Regions from separate parts of the Homo sapiens genome. Here region 2 is linked to region 1. A link is an interaction called in ENCODE POLR2A ChIA-PET data of the cell type or tissue named here. Cell type or tissue: MCF 10A. All regions are shown on one strand.

Region 1 (8,000 bases):
AGATGTGGAATGAATACCGTGTCCTTTTGTTTTTCTCATTGAATATCCTAGGATATTCTTCTAAAGGGGAGGGGTGCTAATAACAAGCTTATTTTCCCTTGTTTTAATGACATAGGCATATTCCTCTAGCAGTCATAGATGCCCATGCAAAGACACAGCTTTCCTTAGGGAATTTGAAATTGATTAGCATCTCTGATGAACCTTTAAGGTTTATGGTAACGTTGGTACCATTTGTCTTCTCCCTCTCTTCTGTTTTTTGGTTAAGATATCAGAAGTAGGTCAGTTATAGTGAAAGCTACTTTCAGGGTTTTTTTTTCTCACATTTTAAATTACAAAAGATCTTAGTTTGCTCAAATTTATTTTTTACCAAAAAAGTGAAGAAACAGCTGATACCTTCCTTAAGAAAGAGGCTTTACTCACTCAAGTTTTCGATAAATCAGCTACACTGATATGCTTGCTGTGTGACAGACTGCAACTGAGCCTCATTATTCATACGTGTCTGTGTGATGTTACTGAATCAATTTGTGCTGTATCCATTTTGCACTCATGGATAGTTCATGGTCCCTTATGAGCAGAAATAGTCAGCAGGCAATAATAGAAGACATGGAGCAGAAATGGTTAGGGCCGATAATCCTTTGCTCCATGGTGCTAGATCCATGTCTTAAATTCATTTTTAGTGTCTTAAAAAAAAATTCTCGTCTCATCAATATGAGGATGGCATCAGCAAAATCAAAAAGGAGATACTTTCCAAGCCTTTACATATGTTCTGCTTTTATTCCAATACAGATTGTTAAATGAGGGCACAGAAAAGGTCCCTACCTCTTGATTAGCAGAGTAGGCCATTCCTGCATGGAATTCCTTATTGGCTACAGTCATCTTCTGTATAACACAGTAGCCTTTCCTGATTTTAAACCAGAAAAGCCAAAATTGCCCTAAAAATGTTACCTCTGCAGTGGTTAAACAGTTCCTAAGGCTAAGCGTTTGAGGCGTGCAGAGTGGAAGAGAGATGAAGTGGTGATGGCCACCTGTAGCTGCTGCTGTCTAGCTGACCCTGCTGTTTGTTGGCAACTGGAGACAAAGTTAAGGCTATTAAAGCTGACTCCAGTCAAGCTGCCCTTATCATCTGATGTTTCCTCATATGAGATTCCAGGTGGTGCTGCCCCACTGAGACAGTGTGAACTCACCAATCATTGCTTGAAGCTAGGAATTTTCTTCTGCTGTGCCATTGCGTGACAACTCAATTCTGACCACTTTCCTTCCACTCCTGTGGAGCAGAGGAAGAAACTCTCAACTCTCACAGGGTCTTCAATTTTTTTTACATTTACAGAACTCCAGGAGATAATTTTTGCAGCACTGTCCTGGAATTCAGGAATTCACTCTACTCTGAGCTTTGCCGTTAATGAACTTGGCAATGTTAGCCAAGTGACTTCACCTTTCTGGGTGTCAGTTACTCAACTATAAAACATGAACATAGGATAAATGATCTTCAGGCCCACTTCACTTTAACCATCTATTTTTCTGTAGTTCTAGCCTTTGTTCTGCTTTGTTGTTCTACATTTCTTTTTTTTTTTTTTCATGTGTTCCAATTGATTTTTTTTGAGATGGAGTCTTGCTCTGTCACCCAGGCTGGAGTGTGGTGACGTGATCTCAACTCACTGCAACCTCCACCTCCCAGGTTCAAGCTATTCCCAATTCCTCCACCTAATTTTTTGTATTTTTGGTAGAGATGGGGTTTTGCCATGTTGGCCAGGCTGGTCTCAAACTTCAGACCTCAGGTGATCCACCTGCCTCAGCCTCTCAAAGTGCTGGGATTACAGGCGTGAGCCAGTAGCCTCCAATTGATATTTTGAGGTCCTAAAATAAAACAGTTAATTTAAACGTAAATTTGAAGGAAGAAATGCTCCTTAAGTTAAAGAACAAAGAATTGTCAGGTATACGTTTATGGAAAAGTATATTTTGGTGTCAAGGTACAAAAATCAAAATTTGTGCCTAGAAATCCTTTATAGAGAATCAACAAACAAAAAAGATCTAGACTGCTTTTATTAAAATATCAGCAATATCCTGAAGTTTTCAATAAAAAAAGACTAAAATTATTCTGTCTCTTCCCCTGATGTACAATGGATGATTAAAGTTTCTCTTGCACACAATAAGAAAATACTTCTTAAAAACCACTGAAGTGATTTGGTTACTGTAACAATTGTTTTAAATGGTGTTGTGAGATAGACAGCGGTTCAATGCATAGTTTCCCTTACGATTTAAGCAAATAATTGAGGATACCCATACGGAGGTTTTCAGCACTCTGTTTTCTGTATCACAATTTTTTTTTATAATGATGTACTAGTTTATAACTGCAGTTTATTGTCTCACGACTTCCAAAAAGGCTTTAGCACTCCAGGTTCCAGGCACCTTGTTTCTCACCTTTGTACCTTTTGGTTTCCTCATGCTGCCCATCCTATCTAGAGTGCCTCTGCCAATTGTAGATAACTCCTGCTCAAACTTTGACTCGGGTAAGCCTTTTCTTATCTCCAAGGCTATATTTGGGATCCCACCTTTACATCTCAAAATGTAATTACAAGTTTATGGGTCTGTCCCCCTGACCAGGCCGAAATCTTTGAGGAAAGGAATTATTTTCTATTCATCCTTGTACCCCACAGTCCAAGGTGATACATAGCACATAGTTAAAGCTCAGGGAAGGTGTTTGAATGACTGATTAAAGGCATATCAGATGAAACTGTTCAAATAATTATAACAACTGTAAAAACTGTAAAGAGGTCAGAGAAAACAAATATATCAAAAGTAGTATCTTACTCTCATTGAGCATTACATTTAGCTCTGACTGGTAGCCAAGCCCAACAATAAATATGATATGATCAACGTATAGTAGAAAATAGTGTGGTTTAGAGGGAACAGCATGGGATTTGGAAGAGGAGATAAGGGGACTTGAATCTTGGTGCCACTATAGAAACCTTGAACACGTTCTAAAATCTCTCTTTGTCTGTTACTACATCTGCAAAATGAAAATAACAACACCCACTTCTTAGAGTTGTTTTAAGGAGCAAACGAATTAACATATGTGAAGTGAACATAGTTGCTGCTCCTATGTGAAGCAATTCAGAGGATCACTATGTTTTTGTTGTTGCTGTTTTGTTTTAAATTAGTAGAACAATTGTGTGTTTATAGAAATTGAGCAGATAGTACAGAGCATTCCCATATTCTCTCTCCTGCTCACACTTTTCCTTATTATTAGCTATTTTTTTAAACTAGGTAACTTATTCAAATAACATGGTAAAGTAAATACAGTCGGCCCTCCTTATACATGGGTGCCACATCCATGGACTCAACCAACCTTGGATTGAAAATATTTGAAATAAAAAGTGTCTGTACTGAGCATGTACAGACTTTTTTCTTGCCATTATTCTCTAAACAATACAGTATAACAATGATTTACATATTTTTACATTGTATTAGGTATCATAAGAAATCTAGAGATGATTTAAAGCATACAGGAGAATGTGCATAGGTTATATGCAAATGCGATGCCTTTTTATATCAGGGACTTAAGCATTCATGGATATTGGTACTGTGGGAGGTCCTAGACCTTCAGAGGCTGAGTCAAGGATCTAGAGTGCCTTCATCAGGCTAGAGACTATTCCTACCACCTCTATGGAGTGCAGTATTAACACGAACTTTCTTTTGGAGAACTTTAGATCATAACAGGTCAGCAATGAATGTTAAAGCAAAAAACATTGTGCGAGTTGTATATTAACAGCATTTGGAATTTTAAATTCACACACTTTACATCTGTTAAAAATGACAAAAGGGGCCTTTCAATTAGAGTTAAGTGGGCCACTGAGGCTGTTCATTGGTAGGTTGACTGGAGGGCCTGTGACCCTGTGGGCCCAGCTAATCTTGGGCAAAGAGGAAAGAGGTACAGAGTTTGACCTGCAAGAAGAGACTCCTCCCCACTAAGAACACAACAGTAAGCGTGAAGGGAAGCAGTGTACACTAGCAGAACAACTGTGCTAAGGGTCAGAATGAACATTCAGGGTTGTGCAGATTCTTGGGATGCATTTTGACTAGATAAGTAGCATAGCATTTATAAAGGAAATGGGCTTACAGACCCCAAACATCAGATTTCCTTCCCCAAATTTCTTCTATGGCCATATTGAACAAGGGGGCAAGCTAGACCAGAGAGCTCATCTGGACAGGAGGTGAGCATTAGAGATGCAAAAGGGTATAGATCAGCCCCATCTAAAGCAGCAGCAAAGCCAGATGATTTGCTGGGACAAGTGTGGTTTGTTCAACTAGTGTAGAGACATGCCCCAACCACTGGCACAGTTGCAACAGCACTTGGTTTCAAAACATCTCTCTTAAAAGGGAATGTTTTTCAGCTCTCTAGAGGCTTAGCAAGATCTGAAAAGATTTTGCTGCTGTTTGCTGGCTTCTACACATGCCACTTTTTACACCTTTACCTAGATAGATGGAAAGCACTGTAGCCCACTTGCTTTGCATGTTTGAACAAGCCTGCATGGATAGATGACAGTGCATGAACAGCTGGCTTCTTCAAGAGCTGATCTGCACCACCCTAACATTACCTAAACAATCATTACTTACTTTTTTTCTTCCTTCAGTGCTTAAGCAAGTTTCAGCATGTTAAAAGAGAGAGCTGTGGGAAATGGCCTAGAGCTCTGGGATAAAAATATAAATCACACCCTAGTTAGCTTAGGTTAAATTAACTTTAGATTGATATATATGGACACCTCCTTTTAGGAGCTAAGCCACCACCCCATCACCCCAGAGCTCTTAATTAGCCCTCTCCATGTGGAATATGGACCTGTAACCATTCACCAGGTTCCTAATTCTTTTTCAATTAAGAGTTCTAAGTTAAGAGACAATTAATATCTTTAACATTGTATTAATGTCTGTCAAAGCTAAAACTGTTAATCAAACAACAGCAGAGTATGAAGCATTTCTAGGTAGTGGATGGCATTTTCCTGCAGGAAGCACTCAAAATCAGAAGTTTGGCTGCACCCAGTCAGGGCAGCTGTGCATTAAAGTTGTTCTCAACATATGCTAATGCTAACTGGACCAAAGTGTTAGTTTTATAGTTCATTATGAGGCTTGTGAAAAAGAATAATTCACACTGAGTAAAGTGGAAAGAATTATCCATAACCAGGTTGCAACAATAAACTTTAAGAGCAAAGAAAGAGACATTCTGGGTGCCTCATGTCTGTGCATTGTCCTAAGGAGATGAAATAAGAGAGGTTAAAGACAAGAATGAGGAATTTTTTGCTGTTGTTCTAATCTGGTGCAGTATTTTAGGTAATTTATTTGATAAAGGCAACACTCACTTCTGAAGGTCTTCTTCCCTCAACTGAAGATTTGCAAAGGAAAATGCTGGGTGGACTTGATCACCAGCTACTCTTGAGTTTCCAGTGTGGCTGGTTAGTAATTCCTTATCCCACAAAGAATTTTAAAAATGTGCCAGCTTAAGGAGGTCAGAGGCTAAAGCATGGAGGTGTTTAATGTGCATTTTTTTCTATCTCACTAATAGACTGTTGACATGGGTCTTTTGTGAACTCCCTGGCTAACTAAATATATTCATGATCCGAGTGAAGAGGGGGAGTAGAGAATGCTCACGTTTCAGGATGTAAGGTTTTGTTTAATTTCAGTCAATCATTTGTTGATGGCAAGTACACCAGATGAAATGCATCCTCTGAAGGAGCTCTGAGATCTTTGGGTCTGTGTATATAAATCATTTGCCTGCCATGACACCACATCCAACAAACCTCGTTGACACTGACAGGGACCAGATGTGTAAGGCCATGGAAAAGACGTTAGGTTTTGACATCAGCTGACTGACAGTTACATTTGGAGGCACCAGTTGAGGGTTTGAGATTTTGTTGAGTCCAGCAGGTAGATGGAAATCTGCATTTAGTGTTATCACATGCCTTTAAACACTTAGCTGAAGATAAAACCACCTCTGTTCATGGAATGGAGCTTAAAATAACCCAGTTTCAACTCTTCAGACCTAAAAGCTTCCTTCCCTCTCTACTTGCTCTTGCTCTTGTTCCCTCTCATTCTCTCATAGCCACAGTGGAAAGAAAGTTTAAGTAAAAATACAATTTACAAAAGATTTATACATTTTTTTCTGAAATGTATTCTTCCTCATTCCCTCCCTGCCTATATCTAAATATACTAAATGTGATACATTTGTAAGCAAATAAAGTATACATTTTACATTCTCACAGGAACCAAATGACCTTAGCTTTTTTATGGGCACTAAAAAATGTTAGTATTTGCATATTATAAAATTTCCCCAAACTTTCACCTTTAAGAGCTTAATAACTTCAGGAAGTTTAAATTTCTAAATCTTGAGATTTAAAATTTTCTAATGTAGGAATAATAATTGAAGTAAATTACCATTTAGTCTAAGTTTAAGATACTTTGCACAAAACTGAGAGACTGGTCATCTGAAAAAAGAAGCAGACAATCACAAAGTAAAGCTTCAAATGATGATTACAGCTGATTTTAATGTAGTCCTTTGGATGATTAAATATATATTCTTAATCTTAATTTTAAAAACAAAGGTATAATTTTTATACATTTTCATTAACATATTGATGAAATAGTAGCAAAAGCTTTAAGAAAAAATGTTACTAATTTATCTTAAAACGATGTCTTGTTGAGTTTAATATAAAGTATTTTAAAGTAACTACTCAAAAATGACTTGTAGAATTGTATGACTTCAATTTTCAGTGACAAAATATGAATGCATTTGGACTTTTGGAAAGCCTGAATATCAGCATTTCCTTTAGATTGTATAAAAGCAATTATAAAGTGACAGAAGGAAAAACGTTCATGCTAGTTAGCTATGAAGGGAATTATTGGCTTTTGTTCATATTGGAACCCCTTTAATGTTTTAAGAGTGGGTTAATATTGATCTGGCATTCATTCTGCTATGCATCTGTCACACACACACATACACACACACACACACACACTCACACTCCTTCAGTTTGCATTTTTGCCTACAGGCTGCTGAGAGCTGATTATTCTTCTAATCAAAACCGTCACAATCAGGGGAGACAATTAGTCAGGTTAGGCCTCTGCTGATTTTGCTTGTGGCCCTTAGCATCAGATGGCCTTGAGCACTCTTGAATCATATCAACAAGTATTTCAATAATACCTCCTCCGCTCCACCTGCTGCTGCTAAGGTCTTCCTTTCATCTCTGGCATTGCTTGAATTTGTGATTTCTCATGTATTTTAAATTGAGACCACAAGGTATAGAAATGTTCAAAAGTAGAAACTTGGCAGACCTCATTGCTAGTGCCACTTAAAAATCACCTAGTCAACTCCAAAAATCATGAAATCAATTACCTATAAATAGGTTTCTATTTGTTTCTGTACTTATGCACTTGTAGAACTCAATTTATAGAGTTTAATTCCCATGTAAAATGAATATACATAGAGTGCATAAGAAAGAGTCCCATATATAATAGGCTCAGCATATTTTAAGCTATACTTAAATCAGAATGACATACATAAGACCCAGTTGGTAATAATACATTTTTATATTTTTCAGATGAAATAAATTTTGTTCTGAATATAAGATTTATTTATTATATTATTCTGGTGGTCATTGTCTGACTTTACCAACTATAGGAAGTTTTTAAATAAAAAAGCAATGATTTTTATCAATTCTTTTAATATCTAATATGTCTAAATAGCCTTCACATCTTTCTATCTGAACATTCTGTCAGTTTTAGAACTCCATCTAGAATGTGACTATGTTCTAGGGTTTTGTAATAAAATATATGTTTATGTATTTCAATATCCAGTTAAATAGTGTATTGTTATTGAGAAGTAAAGTGTCTTTAGAAAGAAGCCAGAAGATCAAATAGAGATTTATTTAAAACAATGCAGGGCTTATTATTCTTATATGGATACAACATTCATATAAGCTTTTTTAAAAAGAAGAAAGAAAGAAATCAGGCCA
Region 2 (8,000 bases), 69 kb after region 1:
AAGTAAGGGGCCCTCATGGCCTTATTAGCAGAGTACTCGAAACACAGAGAACCAGAGAGTCTCCAGCTTGTATTTCATTATGTGTTAAAAGGTTTTGATTGGTACGTTGCAGCTCATTCAGGGGAAGGGACTCTATGGATTGATTTATAAAGTTGCTATTAAGATAATGGAATGGGACATTGTGCTTGTTTTAATTGTCCCCATATCCCTACTCCCAACTTCCTGACTCCAACTTACACTTTAAGCAGTAAACTGAGTAAATGGGTGTGAATTTGGATGATGTGACAACTGTTTTAAGACATTTCTCATTTTAGTTGAAAAATTCTATTAGAAAATCCATGTGTCTTTAGAGGAAGATTTCAGATCTAGATTTTTTTTTCACCTGTTTGCAAGTCACTGCCTCTTTTTGGTTGCCAAAGCTCTGGTTTGGAAATTTAGGGATAAAATGTCTTCTGTCCCAGTTGCTGCTGGTTAGCTTCTGGAGGACCTGTGAAGCCTCTGATAAACATGTCTGGGACACACTCTTGCTCCCTGCCCAGAGCTGTGCTGGCTCTTCATGTAAACCTCAGTTGTCACATGGATCCCTCCAGGTACGCTAAACTGTGGTTCATATTTATGTCCCAGCTTGAAGAACCACAACACAAGGGCAGGGACAGTTTGAAATCTTATATATCTTCGCATGCACAGCACCTAATAAAGAAGCTGATGCATAGTAGGCATTTTATTTTATTTATTTATTTTTGATACAGAGTCTAGCTCTGTTGCTAAGCTGGAGTACAGTAGCTCAGTCTCGGCTCACTGCAACCTCTGCCTCCTGGGCTCAAGCAATTCTCATGCATTAGCCTCCCGAGTAGCTGGGATTACAAGTGTGTGCCACCATGCCCAGCTAATTTTTGCATTTTTCGTAGAGACAGGGTTTTGCCAAGTTGGCCAGGCTGGTCTCGAACTCCTGGCCTTAAGTGATCCATCCGGCTTGGCCTCCCACAGTGTTGGGATTGCAGGCATGAGCCACTGCACCCAACCCATAGTAGGCATTTTAAAAGCATTTGAAATGATAGATGAAGCTGCAGTAATATGTAATGGATTTTTATAATTATTCGTTATCAACTTTCAACATCGACTATTCATTTTCTAAGGAAAGCAGCACAAGAAGTTATATATAGTGAATATAATTTATGTATATAAATTTATATATATTTATGTATATAATTTATGTATAAAATACTTACATATTTACTTTTAACTAAGATAAAGTTGGCCATGACAAAGTGATGTATCTCTAGAGCCATAAGGATTAATACTACCTACCTCCTGACAAAAACGAGGCATGTTTTAAGATTTTACTCCCTCATTTCCATCCTCAGCTCTATCTATTGCTCATAAATTGATCCTGAGATTTTCTTTATAAGTTTATTAGTGGGAATGTTACATGTTTCAATTCCTCTGTTATGTTTTGTTTTTAGTGCTCAGTCCTCTGCCTTTTGTTTACTTGTGATTAGTAATGCACTTTTATATTACCTTATGTCTTCAAATAGTACTAATAATTAATTATCTGTATTTTTTAGTTGGTATAAAGGCATCCTACATTTGTCAGCCAAGAAGTGTGGGGTGACAGAACCTTGAGCATAACATAGAGGAAAGCCACACTTTAACTTTATTAAACGTTACATTTAAAAAATGGAGTTTTGCTACTACATGGAAAACGTTTTCATCTTTTTGGATTTTTTTGTTTGTTTGTTTTTCAAGGTGTTAAATAAGAAACCCAAGTTATACTGACCTAGTAAGGCACACTTCTCAGGTTGGCTGTAAGGGTTAGGAGTTTACTCCTTGAGCTCAGGCCAGTGATGCAGTGATGATCGAGTGAATCCATGGCATGCAATCTGTGTTGTGTACTCACATATCACATTGTGTGCTAATATTCTTTGTTCACAAATTTTTCTAAGGATTAGAGTATAATAGTCACAGTATCACAAGGCATCAGTCACATTTCCTGGTGACAGAAAATGAGGAAGTAGTGGGGCAGGTTGTTAGGGAAGAGAGGTTTTTATTTTATGTGTCATTTAAATACAAATGTATTTCATATTTTTAATTCACAGAAGTATGGAGCACATCCAGTAGCTAAGACTGTGTCCCTCCTTGAGAGCTCATGGAGAGAACTCTCCAGTTTTTTCCTGGAGGCGTATCGTTTGCTGTTTAGTTATTGCCATGTGCCCTACAATAATTTTCATGTCCTGGATTTATTTCTCCTAAAGAAAAATCTGAAAGACCTGTACTAAATCCAAGAAGCTCCTCGCTAAACCAATTAAGCATTTGATTCTGTCTTCAGCCTGTTTATCTAGCAGTATCATCTGTAAAGTCAGTTATGTGCATGTAGCAAATCAAGTTCACAAGGCTTGAAGTGAGTTCATCTCAGCTCAGAAATTCATTGAACAGCAGTGTGAACATCCATGTGTCACTTTTTTCACACTAACTCTCATGAATAAGACATATACTCCCTCAGGAACCCGTGGTTTTCCTAATGAATTGGAGTCACCTATGTGTACTGTATTTGTGACATGCACATTTGCAGTTGAGGTCCACAGGAAGGACACCATTTCCTGGATCAAACCGCAGAGTGCAAATATTGTGCCCTAAATAACACACTAGTTACTGTAAATGTCAGTAGAGGGAGTTTTTCTGGCTATGATTTAATGAAAGCCTACAGCAAAGCCAGCTGTTAGCACTTCTTAACTGCTTGTCAGAGCAACCAGGGGAGATAGGGAGGACCAAAAACACTTTTTCTCTACACTTTTGTTTTAAAATTAAAGTAGTTTTCAACAGGTGTTGAATAGGGACACTGGGGACCCTATACTACTTGACATTATTTAGTTGGTGAATTTAGAAGTTCTCCTCCAGGAGGGTTACTTGGATCTAGAATTACATAAGGAGACTGTGTAAAATTTGTTTGGAAGTTTGTATATTGAATCCTCTCACCTGCAAAAGAAGCATTTTTGTGTTCTCAGCTCCCCATGAGGAATAATTTAAAAATAAAAATAAAGGAGAGAGAAGACACACCAAATGCCGATCCCTCTTTGTCACTTTGGGTATTGCCAAACTAATTGTAAGCCATGTGTGATTTGATTGATGTCATCTGCTTTTTCTGAACAAAGAAACCACTTGAAGCAAACACATAGGGAGGAAAGTATGCGACGCTCGTTTCTGTAATTTTTGTCATTTCTAGGATGCATTAGTAAATACATGTGGTTGTTAAGGGCCTTACTGCCCTTGGAAATTCCTTTGACATTTTGCTGTGTGTACACAGGGGAGATAATCTTTCAACCATAGGGAAAGTTTACAGTCTTATTATCTTGAAAAGGAGAAGAAAGTTTCTTCCTCAAGTGATTTATAACTTGAAACATGCTGTCATGTTTTGGTAAGCCCACTTTATTAATTCCATCCTTCTCTGTGGCAAATTGAAAAAAAAAATACATGTACCGTTGCAACATAGTACTTTCTCAATAGCATATTGTACTTATAATAGCATGATGGAAGTTACCGGGCTTGGGTTAGTCATATAGAATGCAGAGCCAAGTTCTGAGTAAAACCTCTAATTGAATTACCTGCAAAAGCACTGACAGACAAGCTTTCAGTACAGACAAAGCTCTGCTTTCCCCAGCAGAAATAGGTCACGTTTAAGTCTGCCTTGTAACTCTCTGTTATTGGTTTTTGCCGGCACTTTCACCTTGGGCCTCTGTTGGGCCCCTTTTCCTGCAGCAGAGGAGGAGCGGCTCTGTGAAAGCTGGAGGGCTCACACATTATCCTCTCGATTTAGAGAAAATTGATAACAGATCAAGTTAAATGGAAGAGACTTTGAAATAAAAATCCAAAGTATTTCTTCACAGATTACTCACATTCTTGCATGATTCTTTTATTGTATTGAAAAGAGAAACTCAGGATATGAAAGTAGCCTTTCTATAGCAGTGAGACCTGAAAAGTACTGTTTGTTTTAATTTGGAGGAGGAATTAGAGAAAGTTCCTGTTGTTCAAGTCAGGAAAGAATTTATTGTTCATCATTTGTATGTGAAAATGAAGAGTAATATGTTGTTGTTCTCTTCTTTCTTTCCTGCTCTCTCTCTGTGTTACCCACAGCCTCTGCAATCCCAGATAATGGAAGAAGGTCCTGTCTAAAGCTCAAAGTCTTTGTGAGACCAACAAGTAAGTTCACTAGAATGAGCTTCAGAGGGTGGCTTCACCGCGCATGCTTTATTGTGTGGTCTGGTTCACGGCGGTAAAACTTTTTTTTACTGTTAAATCTTGTGTGGTATCTGTTTTGTATATCAACATTCATATTTTAGTTTTCATCATATTTTTTCTCATTCTTCATGATGCTTTTACTTAAGTACACAGCAGTTGCTAACTTGTTGTTTCTTAGACTGTTGTACATGCAGAGCAAATGGGAACAATATTGGCATTTGGAACATGCCATTGATTGTAAGACAATCTACATAAAAAAAGAAAAAAAGGAGAGAAAGAAAAAAGAAAGAAATGGGAGTTTAAGGGTGTCTTCACTAACATATTTGGCTGTTATCTCTATTTTTGTTATAGATAGCTGTATGAAAACTATAGGTGTTCATGATCGTGTTTTCGATGTTAACGACAAAGTAGAAAATTCATTAGAACCAGCAGGTTAGTATGCTTAGAGAATCTCTTTTAACAAATGCATCTATTTCTCTGGTGCTTCCGTATTTTTTTCCTTTCTTCTTCTCTGCATGTTTGCATGTTATAGTTGTTGTTCTGCTTTTGCTCATTGCTAGCGATGCTAATATGACTTATATTCTACCTCATTCCTCCAGTATCTTTGTGCAATGCATGTTAGGTAAAATAAAATTTTCTTTTTTGGAATGGGTTTGAGCTAATGCAGTATCCTAATATAGAAGCCCCATCGGAATGCTAAAATCTCACTGCCTTTTACCATATCCTCAGAGCATGCTGGTGAATCACTGTGAATATTAAAGGATCTGTTTTCATGTAAGACACAAAACATTTCTATGTATATGTTCATAAAATTTTATTTTTTATGTCCAAATCTGTAGATAAAAGTAATAAGACTATTGCACAAAATAGAAACTAATTCAACATACTTAGTTTTCTCTAGAAATTTACATGCATCATTGAACTGACCTAAGGAACTTTATTTTATTTAAATATTTTTGCTATTGTCAATAGTAATTGGTCTGGAGAAGTATAATCACATTGCCACCACAAATTCGCACATCTCTTGTGCCACAAATGTACCAGTAGCCTGTTGAGCCAAATGTGATCCTTGATTACCGAGGCAAAATAAGTTTTAAGGATAAATAAAACTTTTCTACGATTGACTTCCACACTCCTAATGTTTCCCATAACTAAAGAAAAATAAAACCTACCAAAGCACTCGTTGAGGCATTAGTCTGTCGCATACTATGGATAATAAGAACCTGTAAATATCCATTCGGTTATCAATTCAGTCTGGCCATTTAATAAAACTAGATTAACTGAGAGGAGTGGTCGCCCTCTACCAACTGCTTATGGAGGGGTGTGCCTGGAGGCCCTGTGTGTTTCCTTCCTCTGTGGTGTCCTCTTCTCCCCGACCTGCTCCAGATCTTCACTGGTTTCCTTACCCATCTCCCTTGATCATCTCAAAGCTTAAGGGAAATAAAATTATTTCCTCTTCATGGAGAGATTTGAGCCCCCTTATGTAAATGGAGAATTTTTTTTTTTTTTTTTTTTTTTGTAGAATTTCTCTTCCTTATGGTCCTAGAAACTAACGGACATTAAGGTCCACTTTTTCCTCCAATATTGTAACCAGGACTGCATAGTCAATGAACCTTAGGGAAACTTACCCTGAGTAAATGCTGTGCCTCAGGACATACAATAGCTTTCCTGTTAAAACTGACAGGAAGAGTTAGAGTTTTTTCCCTGAAGCATTCTTGTTTTCTAAGGCAGGCATCTCACCCAGAGCGCAAATGAGAGGTGTGTACAATGAGCTCTCCGAGGTCTTAGTGGCTCCCCAGGGATCAGTTAGCTGCTTTAGAAAGTTTTAAGGAATGAATGCTGACATGAAGGCATTTTAATTGTGTCCTGGAAATCTGGAGCCATGACTTTGGCTTCTTAAGGTACCAGAGTCCTCACAAGCTCAGGGACTTGGGCCACCAGAGGATCTGCAAGTTACTCAGTATCTCCCTTAACAACCCCAGACTCTACACTCTTCCTTCTATGGCTGAGGAGACTCACCCATGCCACATTGCTGATTAGGTAGATCCAGGTTTAATACTCAGATCTTCTGACTCCTATTCCAACATTAGTATCAAAGTAGTGGTCTCTTACCATTATTAGAGGTATGTTCATAAAGAGGACTTAAGTCTCTTGTCTTTGTTAAGAAGCCACGAGAAGAATGACCAGCATGTTCTAAACAAAAATTACCCAGGATTATGATCTCTTGATACACATTGTGCAGAATGTAGGCATATCTTTCCCATGGTTTTTTTTCCAGGGAATCTCCACTGCCTGTCTATAGCATAGGAGGCTGCTTAGACACCTAACAGATTGCATATTTTTCTCTGGTAATGAAGAGGCACATGGAGGACTATTCTGCCATTAGGAAAATTACCTTTGAATTCCACTAACGATACAATGCAAGATATTGAGATGCTTTCATACATGAACATATACCACTGTCTTTGGGGAAACAAGGTTTTTTTTCACTAAGCATTTAAAATGCACAATGGCCCAAAATTGATGGACATATAACTGCTGGAAGTTTGCAAAAGTTTGGCAGAATGTAGTTCAGTGTGTGCATACGTGTGCTGGGGAGTAGAGCGTAGGTGTACATGCAGGAAAAGCTCCTTGAGTCAGTCAGAGCTATATTTTAAGGGCTTGCTGGTGAGTATCTTCACTAACAAAGTGAGACAAGGTTGAACCACAATTCCTGGCAATAAGAAAACAATAAGAAATGTGTTTCTTACAGGTGTGAGGCACTGTGCCTCACACCTATAATCCCAGCAATTTGAGAGGCTGAGATGGGTGGATTGCTTGAGGCTAAGAGTTTGAGACCAACCTGGACAACACTGTGAAACCTTGTCTTTACCAAAAAAAAAAAAAAAAAAAAAAAAATGTGGTGTGTGTGCCTTTAGTCTCAGTTACTTGGGAGACTGAAGTGGGAGGATTGCTTAAGCCCAGGAGTTCGAGGCTACAGTGAGCTATGATCACGCCACTGTGCTCCATCCTGGGTGACAGAGCAAGATTCTGTCTCTAAGAAGAGAGAGAAAGTCTAGTTGGATTTGCAGTTCTTCACCACTGTGTCGAGCCACTGAGTGAAAGGGTATTTACCTTTCCCCAGCTCTGGGTGTAGACCCAGTCTTTATGAACCCAGCAAGTCTGAAAGGATTCCACTGCATGATCTCAGCGATGTGTACTAATTCACCTGTCTTTGGAATGTATTTGTCTTTTTTGTTTGCTTGCACACTCTGCCTGCCAGTTTCCTATCATCAGGGATGCAGGATGATCTCAGGGCAGACATATGCCACATAACATGCTCCAAAATATCGCTAGTGTTCTCTCCGTTAACCATTGAAACCCCCATGTTGTGGAATCCTGTAGCCAGGAGGCAAAACTTGATTTGACTTCTGAAGAGGAACGTTTTCTTTCTTCTTCCAAGCCTGTGTTACAAGCGTTAGAAATTCTCTCATGTTTAGGTGTAGTTTCCATTGGGATAGATTTTACCTATGAATTCCTCCTTAGAATTCTGAAATTGCTCAGATTTACCCAAATGACAGCCAGTTTCTCATTTCACATTTGGGGGCTGTAGAATCTTCCAACATTGAGAACCTGTTTTAATCAAAGGATGCTTTGTGGAATCCTGAATGAGGAACAGCATGTTGCAGGAAGAAGAGAAGGATCCTGATGCCCTAATGGGACTGATTTCCTTTTGGGGGGCAGGAAGATATATATTCGTTGGGTGCTTATAAAAGGTTAATTCCAAA

What was found. ChIA-PET counts read pairs that join two places held together with the same protein. Peaks named below come from ENCODE experiments on the same cell type or tissue, not always from the same donor. Only the 100,000 strongest peaks of a DNase experiment are listed, where the experiment ranks them.
Region 2: POLR2A ChIA-PET joins it to region 1 with 25 read pairs; 6 of 35 experiments call an interaction of 5 or more read pairs at or near these places.

The regions. Positions count from the first base shown.
Region 1 is chr5:107,452,951-107,460,950 of GRCh38, reverse strand. All of the region lies in intron 1 of EFNA5 (ephrin A5), which reads left to right. Among named protein-coding and RNA genes, the nearest start is that of EFNA5, 210 kb to the left of the region's middle. In MCF 10A, no CTCF peak of the experiment used is centred here; DNase peaks (open chromatin) are centred at 4,350 and 4,470.
Region 2 is chr5:107,383,900-107,391,899 of GRCh38, reverse strand. It overlaps EFNA5 (ephrin A5), which reads left to right. Exons shown (of 5, transcript NM_001962.3): 3 at 4,129-4,194; 4 at 4,585-4,665. Among named protein-coding and RNA genes, the nearest start is that of EFNA5, 280 kb to the left of the region's middle. In MCF 10A, no CTCF peak of the experiment used is centred here; DNase peaks (open chromatin) are centred at 2,619 and 3,549.